2 separate regions of the Homo sapiens genome follow, and region 1 is linked to region 2. A link is a contact called in ENCODE POLR2A ChIA-PET data. All regions are on one chromosome and are shown on one strand. Each heading gives the region's core, a stretch centred on a gene start or an enhancer-like site at or near the end of the contact. The rest is flanking DNA. Distances are from core to core; before and after follow the strand shown. Region 1 overlaps CSNK1G1 (casein kinase 1 gamma 1). Region 2 overlaps CA12 (carbonic anhydrase 12).

Evidence for each region. ChIA-PET counts read pairs that join two places held with the same protein, here RNA polymerase II (POLR2A).
Region 1: POLR2A ChIA-PET joins it to region 2 with 11 read pairs in activated CD4-positive, alpha-beta T cell. The contact joins two enhancer-like sites. POLR2A ChIA-PET finds 5 or more read pairs at or near these places in 2 of 52 experiments (CD4-positive, alpha-beta T cell and activated CD4-positive, alpha-beta T cell).

The regions. Positions count from the first base shown.
Region 1 is chr15:64,221,914-64,227,734 of GRCh38, forward strand. The region is part of intron 4 of CSNK1G1 (casein kinase 1 gamma 1); the gene reads right to left. Among named protein-coding and RNA genes, the nearest start is that of PPIB, 62 kb to the left of the region's middle. Within about 2 kb of position 2,843, at least 4 of the 41 ENCODE cell types and tissues checked have a DNase peak (open chromatin) inside an H3K27ac peak, as active enhancers do.
Region 2 is chr15:63,370,087-63,375,671 of GRCh38, forward strand. CA12 (carbonic anhydrase 12) reads right to left here. Exons shown (of 11, transcript NM_001218.5): 2 at 5,572-5,585. Among named protein-coding and RNA genes, the nearest start is that of CA12, 9.0 kb to the right of the region's middle. Within about 2 kb of position 2,390, at least 11 of the 41 ENCODE cell types and tissues checked have a DNase peak (open chromatin) inside an H3K27ac peak, as active enhancers do.

The sequences.
Region 1 (5,821 bases), core at 1,593-4,092, 850 kb after region 2:
TCCCATTACTGAGTATATACCCAAAGGAATATAAATCATTCTACTATAAAGACACATGCACATGTATGTTTACTGCAGCACTATTTACAATAGCAAAGACATGGAACCAACCCAAATGCCCATCAATGATAGACTGGATAAAGAAAATATGGTACATACACACCATGGAATACTATGCAGCCATAAAAAGGAACAAGATCATGTCCTTTGCAGGGACATGAATGAAGCTGGAAGCCATCATCCTCAGCAAACTAACACAGGAACAGAAAACCAAACACCACATGTTCTCACTCATAAGTGGGAGTTGAACATTGAGAACACATGGACACAGAGAGGGGAACAACACACACCAGGGCCTGTTGGTGGATGGGGGGTCGGGGGAGGGAACTTAGAAGACGGGTCAATAGGTGTAGCACACCACCATGGCACACATGTACCTACGTAACAAACCTGCACATTCTGCACATGTATCCCGTTTTTTTTCTCCTTAGAAGAAATAAAGAAATAACAACAACAACACCACCAAAAAAAAAAAAAAAAAAAAAAGAGGAGGGGGTTTAGACTGGTTCCTTTCAAAATCCAAATTCTTATGGCCAGGATTTCCTTCTAGCTACCTTCTGGGTTCCTCTTTGTAAAGCCACAGAACTATGAATGAAACTCACCTCCATATTTTATGAAATAACGTGTGGCACCAATTCAAATATAAGCTGGTAGTGAAACTCAACTGGAAGTGTATCTATCAGAAATATCTTTAAAACTTAAAAAAAAAAAAAAACCCAAAATGAGATGCAGTGACTTCACCTCCTACCTACTGAGTCAGAATTTCTAGGAGTGGAAGCAAACATTGCTCCACAAGTGATTCTGATGTGTAACCTCAGCTGAAAAACACTATATCTAGAGAGTAGAAATAAAGGGTTTTGCTTTGTTTTATGATTAATATAAGGATTCAGAATACAGTGACAGGTCTCTTTCAGAAGTTATTTCAGATCAAAACAACTGGACTCAATACCTTTTGAAGGAAAGAATTTTAAGGCAAGTTAAAAAGATTTCTCTGTTTAAAGTTTCTTAGTTATTTTCTTACAGAAAATATACCTTTGAGCATAAAAGTTTCTTTGGGAGATGTAGCTGTAATTTATTAGAACTATCTGTACAGAAAGCTCCCCATGCAAGTTCTACTCTGAGCCTGGTTTTTCGCAGGAGTGCCCATAAAGTGGTCTGTGCTGGTGGTAAAAGACACAAACACAAGCACACTAAGAAAGTCTGTCTCTTTGGTCAGAGATTACCACACAGTAACGGCTTATCAGCTGGGCTGCATTTAAATGAAAAAAAAAATCCTGTATATTTCATTCTTCTTTTGCAGAGCCATCTCTAATCCACTGCTTAAGAAATTTTAAATTAATCAACATTATGCTATGAAATCCTTTAATGAGGCTGGGGAGAAGGGCAGATCCTTAAGTGCAACATAAGGTACACATGCGGTAAACAGGTACTTTCTATAAATAATTATGAGGGAATGGAAAGGAAGTGGGAGACTCAGGCAAGGAAGATATGTGCTGGATTCTTTGATCAATGGTATATTGGAAACTAAGGTATTAATAGTTTTATAATCTCTCATCTGCTCTGGAAATAATGTGCTAATGAGGTCTCCCCTTCCTAAATTGGTAAACTGCATAGAAACCTGGAAACTAAAGAAGTGACTACTGAATTTTACTTTTCTGAAGGATTTCCAATAGATTTCATTATATTTCCTTTAACTACAGGTTAAATCTCTTATAAACCAAACTGCAAGGTTACATATACAGTACATATGTTATCTTGTATATTTTTCTTAGTACTATGAAAGAGCCTTTCCATCATCAATAACATGATGTTATAAACCCTGCCAGACATATGGCTCACACGTACATCAAGCTGCACAGAATAGGCAATGAATGTAGAACACTAGAGCTAATTTTCAGTCTGTATGAAGTTTAACTTGAGTCAAATACACCAATTCAAGGAAAATGGCTTCTTTTATCATCCAAGCTGTTATCTAAAAACAATCTACAACACATTATGAACCCTAACTACTCTAAGTAGAGATATTTTAAAATGCACATCAGGTTGAGAACTGAAATAGAACCACCTCAAAGGTTTTGGTAATTTGATCCTATTATTGCCTAATAATTAGTCTTTCATTCTTTTTTAAAAACTAAATTACCTAACTATGAAGGACAACAACCTTGGCAAGCCCATTCTTTTGCTTTGTTTATATAGTTTATTTTTTAATGTTTAAAGAAAATAGAATAATTTTTCTCCCAAATTAAATTAATTCTCTTCTCAGCCCCATCAATAGTAATAGTTTCTAGCACAACTACTAAATGCTCTGTAATGTTTCTGAGGGATCAGGCAATTATTATTATAATACATGGGCAATTATCATTAAAGAAAATAATATTAAACATGTACCCTTAGCAAGAAATCAGAAATAGGCAGATAAATGAGATGTTATTCCATTGTAAGTAACGAAAGGGAAAAATGGAAGCATAGCCTTTAAAACTCTGAGAATAAACCCATGAAACAATGCATTATTACAAAGATATGAGATAATACGTAGTATATCTTTTTTAAAAAAGAACAAACAATCCCTCTCATGTCTCTGACTCTGAAAAATGTCTCTTTGCAACATGAACCAGTTAAACATATGAATTTACTCAAAATGCTGGTTTAATAACAAAAACAGCTAGGCCCAGAATTAAGAAAACAGGATTACTTTGTCTGTCCTGTAATGAAAAATGTTTTACAATCATCTTGTTTAAAGGCCTCCTGGGAACTGGAATACTGCCAAACATAGGCTGCTAACACGAGCTCAAATTTGTATGGTGGGGGAAGAGGCAGTGAGGAAAGGCAAAAGAAGAGGAATAATTTCACATTTCCGAGCCACAGACATTGAGCTTTAACAGTGTCTCTATTACATACACATAATTATGAATGCCTTGAGCCTTAAAGCAGGCTTAACATTTTATTTACCCAAAAGGAGTCAGAAAAGAAAGCCCAAGACAGGACAGAGGACAGATTTCTTCTATAGTAGATAGAATCCAAAATACACTTTTCTTTTTTTTTTTTTTTTTTTGGAGACAGAGTCTTGCTCTGTTGCCCAGGCTGGAGTACAGTGGTGCAATTTTGGGTCACTGCAACCTCTACCTCCTGGGTTCAAGCGATTATCTTGCCTCAGCCACCCGAGTGGCTGGGATTACAGGCATGCACCACCATGCCTGGCTAATTTTTGCATTTTTAGTAGAGCTGGGGTTTCACCATGTTAGCCAGGCTGGTCTCAAACTCCTGGCCTCAAGTGGTCCACCTGCCTCTGAGGCAGGAGAATAGGGTCTGGAAACAGTAAACCTAAGGCCAACCTATGGCTGCCTTCTTGGAATTGGACTAAGAGGAAAACCCCACCTGTCCACAACCAAGTCATAACAGGCCAAAGGCCCATCCCTCTCCGAACCTCCCCTCCCCTATGTCAGGAATGGGAATGTCTGGTTTTGGTCCATTCTGGGACCTTCATCTGCATATATGCCATAGGTGAGATGCCTCTGATTGGTCCTGGGCAGAATCTTGATTCTGACTGGTCCTGGACAGAATCCTGCCTCTGATTGGCCTAGGGCAGAATCCTTCATTTACATAGGGCATAACCTATCAGAAGCCCCTAAAGGTACTTAGATGTGTTACCATGATCTTTTGTTGTTGTTGTTGAACAGAGTTTCACTCGTGTCGCCCAGGCTGGAGTGCAATGGCGTGATCTCGGCTCACTGCAACCTCTGCCTCCCAAGTTCAACTGATTCTCCTGCCTCAGCCTCCCAAGTAACTGGGATTACGGGTGCCTGTCACCACATCCAGCTGATTTTTATATTTTTAGTAGAGTCGGGGTTTCGCTATGTTGGCCAGGCTGATCTTGAACTCCTGACCTCAGGTGATCCACCTGCCTCGGCCTCCCGAAGTGCTGGGATTACAGGCGTGAGACACTGCTCCCGGCTTACCATATTCTTTTAATTCAATAAAAACCCCAAGGAACATTACAATCAGGGCTCTTGAGCCACCCGCTCAAGCCCGCTCCCACTCTGTGGAGTGTACTTTCACTTCAACAAATCTATGCCTTCGTCTTCCATTGCTTTGTGCGTTTTGTTCAATTCTTTGCTCAAGGCACCAAGAACTTGGACAACTCACAGTCAAGACTTTCCATCTGGTAACACCTTGGCCACCCAAAGTGCTGGGCACGTAAGCCACTGTGCCTGGCCCAAAATAAAAACAGGTAAAAGTGTGTTGTGTATTGGAGGTGGGTAGGGGCAGAGGAGTAAAGTCCTTTCCCTTTCCAAAAAGACTAACTCGGCTGGGTGTGGTGGCTCACGCCTGTAATCCCAGCACTTTGGGAGGCCAAGGTGTATGGATCACGAGGTCAGGAGATCAAGACCATCTTGGTCAACATGGAGAAACCCCGTCTCTACTAAAATACAAAAAATTAGCTGGGCGTGGTGGTGCACGCCTGTAGTCCCAGACTAGGGAGGCTGAGGCAGGGGAATCGCTTGAACCCAAGAGGTGGAGGCTGCAGTGAGCCAAGATCGCAACACTGTACTCCAGCCCAGTGACAGAGCAAGATTCCGTCTCAAAACAAACAAACAAACAAACAAACAAACCAAAAAAAAAAAAGGAGACTAACTCAGCTCAGCTCAGTTACTAACAGACTAACTTTACTCAGATGGTAAATTCATGAGATTAAAAAATCCAGTATTTGACATTTTTCCACCTTCCTTAGTACTGTAGTTCCTGTGATTTAAGATAAAAAGATGGATTATCTACTGAATTTCAAAATCTGCCTCAAAACCTAAGAAAATACACCTGATTCTTCTTAAAATCCACCTGAACAATTAACAACTAAAAAGTCAAGAAGGTTCTAGCAAGCAGCTAGAAGGAATGAAAAGGAAAAAATGAGGTTACCCAAAGTACAGTGATCCCCTTCCTGACAATCGTGCCCCAGTCCCATTACACTTTCTTTATCCATGTGTCTGTCTTCCCTACTAACAGAAGGCTATTTGAAGACAGCAACTACTGTGTGTTAATTTTTTGTATGTCAGCACCTAGCACTGGTCCAAGCATATGGTAGATATGGTTAAAATAAGTACTAAGTAAATTAATAACTACAACTCAGTGCGATGGCACTTGAGTTTTCCATTTGGAATGCCTAATGCTTTCCTCAAAATGCTGAAATACACACAATACATACAGAGCAAAGCAAATTCAGTGGATTTAAAATGTGCACGAATACTAACACAATTGATTTTTCTGAGTTCTTGCTTACATTTCATGGGAATACTTTTAAAAGACAGTTCTGCTGGGCAAGCCACAAGTATGAATACTCCAAGTAAATTCAGAGTTGCAATATTTCTACATTGACTTCTGTGTATTTTAAATCTTCCATGATGATTGTAAATGATATCTACAGTTTATCTTGCTGTTCCCATATGTAGGTAAACAACTATGCAGAATTACTTATTTCAGTTAACAGCACTGAAAACTACACACAAACAAATGTCTTCTCCTCTCTCAAAACAGCACCTGCCCATCCAAACAGATTAAATGACCAAAAAAATGAGACATCTAAATCATCTAATATGAAAGGAAGTCCAGTAACTTCTTCCTACCCTTATCTTCTCCCTCTCAATTTATAAACAAATTCTTTATTTTGGTCCCATTTAACTTGGAAATACACGGTCTTTTCTTCACCTAAGTAGTCTTTTCCTACCACACTTGAATCTCATGGTCATCCTGTAAGGAAAAACAGGGGAAG
Region 2 (5,585 bases), core at 1,140-3,639:
TAATTCAAGATAGGGGGTCGGATTTCTAACCCCAGCAGAAATCCATGGGATTTGGGGATAGGAATTCAGTGTGCTGGTATGAAAAACATGTCTGCCAGGCACGGTGGCTCACCCTTGTAATCCCAACACTTTGGGAGGCCGAGGCGGGAGGCTCATTTGAGGCCAGGAGTTCAAGACCAGCCTGGTAATGTAGCCTGTGTCTACTAAAAAATTTAAAAATTAGCCTGGCATGGTGGCATACGTCCTAGCTACTTGGGAGGCTGAGACAGGAGAATCCCTTGAGCCCAGGTGATGGAGGCTGCAGCGAGCAGTGATTGTGCCACTGCACTCCAGCCTGGATGACAAAGCCCTGTCTCAAAAAAAAAAAAAAAAGAAAAAAAGAAAAGATAGGAAAAGCATATCTGGGCGGGGCACGGTGGCTCATGCCTGTAATCCCACCACTTTGGGAGGCCAAGGCAGGTGGGTCACCTGAAGTCAGGAGTTCGAGACCAGCCTGGTCAACATGGTGAAACCCCGTCTCTATTAAAAATACAAAGATTAGCCGGGCGTGGTGGTGGGTGCCTGTAATCCCAGCTACTTGGGAGTCTGAGGCAGGAGAATCGCTTGAACCTGGGAGGCGGAGGTTGCAGTGAGCCAAGATTGCACCACTGCACTCCAGTCTGGGTGGCAGAGCGAGACTCCATCTCAAAAAAAAAAAGAAAAAAAAGAAAAAAGAAAAACATGTCTGGCCTTTTCCGGCTCTCCTGAGAGTACTTTGTGCCCCTTATTCATCCTCAGGATGGCAGCTGGGAGTCGCGAGAAGTGGCTGGAATGTTTTGAGATGGCCAAGCCTCCCTCCCTTTGATAGAGACAAGAGCCCTCGGTCTATTAATTGCAGGTGCTCCCTGCTGTTTTGAGTCTCCCCTGAGCTCTCACTGCAGCCTGCTTTTTATATTGCAATTCAGGTGTGAGGTCACACAGTGCCTTTATCACTGCTGAAGAATAGAAAGTCAAGAGTTTGCTTCCTGGCCTCCTTTCATGTGTTCCATTTCTAGTTCTGTGTGGGAAGAGGCTGAGAGGGTGTCTGGAGCCCCAAGAAAGTTCATTACAGAAAATAAATATTTCCGCAGATACAGGACAGAAGGCGGGTGGAGGTGTGGGCCTGGAGGACTTCAGGGACATGAAAATGAGGTTTGCCCCAGTGGAGGATCTCCCCCTGATTTCCAAAGGAAATTCTTTAAGACGGACAATGTATTATCTGGGAGAGGAACCAAGGAGTGCAGCAAAAGGAATGCACAGCACTGCCCGGCTCACACCGAGTCCTGCCAGAGCCGAGGGCCACGAGGGCTGGCCTGCCGCAACAGAGAACTGGGCAGGCTGACCTGTAAGCATGTGCGGCCACAGCCACAGCCAGCCACCTGGCACCCCCGTGCCAGGCCACCTTCTTTCCAAGGTTTCCTGAACAGGATGGAGGGGCTGGCCTCGCGGGTGCCCTGTGGGGCTGTGATAGGGGTTGGCGCACCCTCCAGGAGGAAGGCTTGTCATCCATGTTCTTCTGCCATCCCATCGCGTTTAAGACTTTGCAGATCTTGAGCAAACAGGGGTTTTCATCTATTTCTCAACCAGCTCACATCCAAGAAGCAGCAAGCCAATATCTGATATCATCAGGGATGAAACACCACGCCCATTCTCAGCTAACATGATGTGCTCTCGGGTCTAGCTCCAATACAGTCATTCTTTCTGGTTGCTCTGTTGTTTTGAACACACTAGGGTTTTTTTTGTTTTGTTTTTGGGTTTTTTGTTTTGTTTTGGTTTGGTTTGGTTTTTTCTTGGGGAAGGACTAAAAAAGCTATCAGAGTAAGGATGAATCTCCCAGCCAGCTGGAACTTTGTAACTCTTTTATTGAATATGAAATATATACCGAAAAGTGTGTAGACCATAAGCAAACAGCTGGATGAATGCTCAAAAACTGACTGCAGCACCCACACCAAGGACCTGAACGTGCCCACAACCCTTCCTGCCTCCTTCCGGTCATCTTCATCCCCCACAGGGCACATATTCTGATACCTTAGCAGGCTGGAGTTTGTCCTTAGCTCACATGACAACCTGACCTGCAGCTGTCCTCAGTTCACAGCAAGTGAAGCTGCCGGGCTCAGCGGGATTGATGCGGGACTGATTTCCGGCGGGGAAGGTCCATGTCACATCATCCCCAGCCTCTCTCTCATGATGCCACCTCAGCCATGCTAAGCCCAGCAGCCATTCAGCTGCTGTTTCAGCACCCTAGGAGGGGCTCAAAGAGGTGGCGCTGGCCCCATCTTGGCAGTCAGATGGTCCTCCTCTCTCCAGGGAGGAGCCATCCATGCAGTCAGCCTGGTGACTCAGCTATGAGGATGTAGGGGTAGAACTCCCTTTTTTGTACTTCTAAAAGTCCTACCATGTGTGCCAGACAGTGGGAGGCCCCTGGAGAATGACTCAGCAGTGTACGTGCAAAGAAGCTGAGTTCTGCACATGAGCCACCATGCCCAGCACGGAGCCTTTGGTTGGACTTGCCCCATTCAGTGCGGCCCTTATTGCTTGGAAGCCGTTTCCCTCCAGCACTTATGCTGGGCCCTCTGTCTACCTGTGCAGCCCTGAGCACAGGTGCCAGCTGCCAGCCAGGACCTAAGGAGGAGCTAGCCAAGACCTCAGGAGGAGTTTGCCTCCTTAGCTGTCTTCCATCTGTCCTCTCCTGCACGTCCCCTCTGAGGGCTGACTCCACATCACACATGCCCATGTCACTAATAAAAACCAGACTTGCCTTTGTGCTTACCCCATGCATGTCCATGCATCATTAGACTCTGCCCTCTGCTTCCTCAGCAAAGAGCTGCTCTAATTATGCAGGGTAGGAGGGACAGAGGGCTGGCCAGAGCTAGTGGTCAGGGAGAAATGCTTCTGGACAGGTCAGTGTGGCTGCACTGAGAAGCCCGCCCTTGGCGAACACCACGTCATGATGAAGAGGCAGTTAAGATTCTCTTCCCAGCCAGTCATGGTGGCTCACACCTGTAATCCCAACACTTTGAGAGGCCGAGGTGGGCAGAACACTTGAGATCAGGAGTTCGAGACCAGCCTGGCCATCATGGTGAAACCCCATCTCTAATAAAAATACAGAAATTAGCCGGGCGTGATGGCACACCCCTGTAATCCCAGCTACTTGGGAGGCTGAGGCAGGAGAATCCCTTGGACCCAGGAAGCAGAGGTTGCAGTGAGCCAAGATCACGCCACTGCACTCCACCCTGGGTGAGAATGAGACTCCAAAAAAAAAAAAAAAATTTGTCCTCCCACACCTTCACACAATGTCTCTGTTCCCTGTCGCCATCTCATTCTGCCCAGGAGGGCTGTAACAGAGAGATAGGGATAGAGGACCCCGTAGAGATGTGATCTGTGTTTCTATCATACCTGAGAGGCCAGCAGAAGAGGTGGGGCAAGCTTCCTCTCTCTGGATAGACAGGTCTTGGGAACCATGGGTCAGTGATTCTCTGATAGAGTGCAGCTAAGAATCACTTGGGGAGTGCGTTAAGAATACAGGTTTTTCAGGCTCCCTCCCTTTCCCAGGTCTAGCCCAAGGCCTAGAAATCTGCATTTTGGGGAAGTATTCCAGGTGATCCTGATGTGGGTGATCCCAAGCCGTAGTTTGAGAAACACTGGTCTAGACAACCCCTCCTCCAGGTTACAGATGGGGAAAGTGAAGTCCTGGGGCTGAAATGGCTTACTGGGGATCATATGGAATAAAGCCCAGAACCCAAGTGCCACCTTCTTTCCATGCCTGTCACCTCCTACACACGGAACCTGCCCAAGGGGCCCTGTGGCCCAGATTCTGCGATTCTTACTTTGTCAGTTCTCTTATCCTGGCCTGGCCTTCCCCCTCACTGCCACCACTGTAAACTGGATGTGAAGACACGGAACGGGGTTTCTCCACAGGCCAAACACCTTCCTGCCTCCCTCCATCCTTCCCCCTCCACCTCCTACCACCAAGTAACTCTTCCTAAAACACAGACTTACTCCCTGCCCTGCCCCTCCAGGAGCAGGACAAAGTGGGAAAGGCCTGCCCTGACCCTCCACACCTCCCCTGTTTGACCCAGCCTATCTCTCTGACCTTAGAGCCCGTGACTCCGCTATCAACCCTTCTCCACATGCTTTCCTCGAACACCACCTTGCTCTTTCTTGCTTCTGCTCAACATCACCTTAGCCAACAGCACCCACTCCCCACTCACCGAATCCTCCTTATCTTCCAAGGCCCAGGTGAAAGCCCTCCTCCTCCAGGAGGCCTTCCCTGACCATCTAGCCCTAGCACACTCGCCCTCCTTTGAGCACTCAGATCTCTGAAGCATTTGTTTATGATGTTATTATTACCTATTATGTTCTGCTTTGAATTGTGAGCTTTAAGTAATTCCCAACTATGGACCACAGCCTACCCTTCTATTACCCACCCACTTAGCAATGTGCTGTGCACATAATCAGTACATAAGGGATGTTAGCAATAACGGAGCCGTGCAGTGCTGGGGCTGAGGGGACCTTGGCCTGTGGGTAGCTGGTTGGTCAGTTCAGTGACTTTTCTATGCATCTTGGGCTGGTGAACCTCCAAAGGCTGACCTATGCAAATTGGTGTCAGATCTTTCTCTGGACGGTGCTTCCACTGTAGTAATCAACTTCCCGCCTGTCCCCGCCCACAGCCATTGCATCCTGTGGCTTTAACTTTGGCCACAACCCTGCTTGCTTAAAATGCCTCCTGTGCCAGTGAGTCAGTTCCACCCTTCTGCTACCAAAACAATCGATCTTGTGCATCTTCTGTGGCTGTGCCCCAACAAGACATTATCAACATTCCCGCACTGGCCAGGGGACTCAGGTGTCTGGCCTGCCACATCCATTCCAGCCAATGACCAATTTCTAATTCACTGCAACTCTCCAGCTAAGCTGATTTCCAGCTGCTTCTCTGGCAGGCCTGCCAGATGGGGCTAACATGCTCTTGGAGACCGTCCCACAGAAAGCCCAGGCAACAAGCACACTGGTGCTCCTCTCGCTTCATTTAAGACAAGCATCCCTCTTTCACTAAGCACTGACCAACACCTCTTCATCCATCGCTAGCTTACAATCACGGCAACAAGAAGTTAATTCTAGACATACTGACAGCTTAAGTTCTGGGACCTCAGCCAAACTTTCAGAGAGGAGCCCTTTCTTCTTTGTTTATAATAGGATATGTGTCCTGCAAGGGAGAAAGGCTCTCTCCTGCCCAGGACCCTTGCAGTCCGGAGGTGGGGCAAGTTACCTCCAAATCTTGGAGGTTTGGTAGAAATCCTTGCAGGAATCTGAAGCCTGGACACTATGACTCACAGTCCTGTGCCTGGAGCAGGCTCGCCTGCTTGGAGAAAGTGCAGTATGCAACCCAAGTTGAAGTGTTCTTAGGAGATGCCTTTGTACTCTCTTTCTACAATACAAGAACTGTGCTTCCGACCCTTCAAAATCACCTCCACAGAGCATGAAGTTTCTGTTTTTCTCATTAAATACAACCATTTCTATTTTCTTTTCAACAAAAAAGTATTTAAAATCTCTACTTACCAAAATAAGTCCAC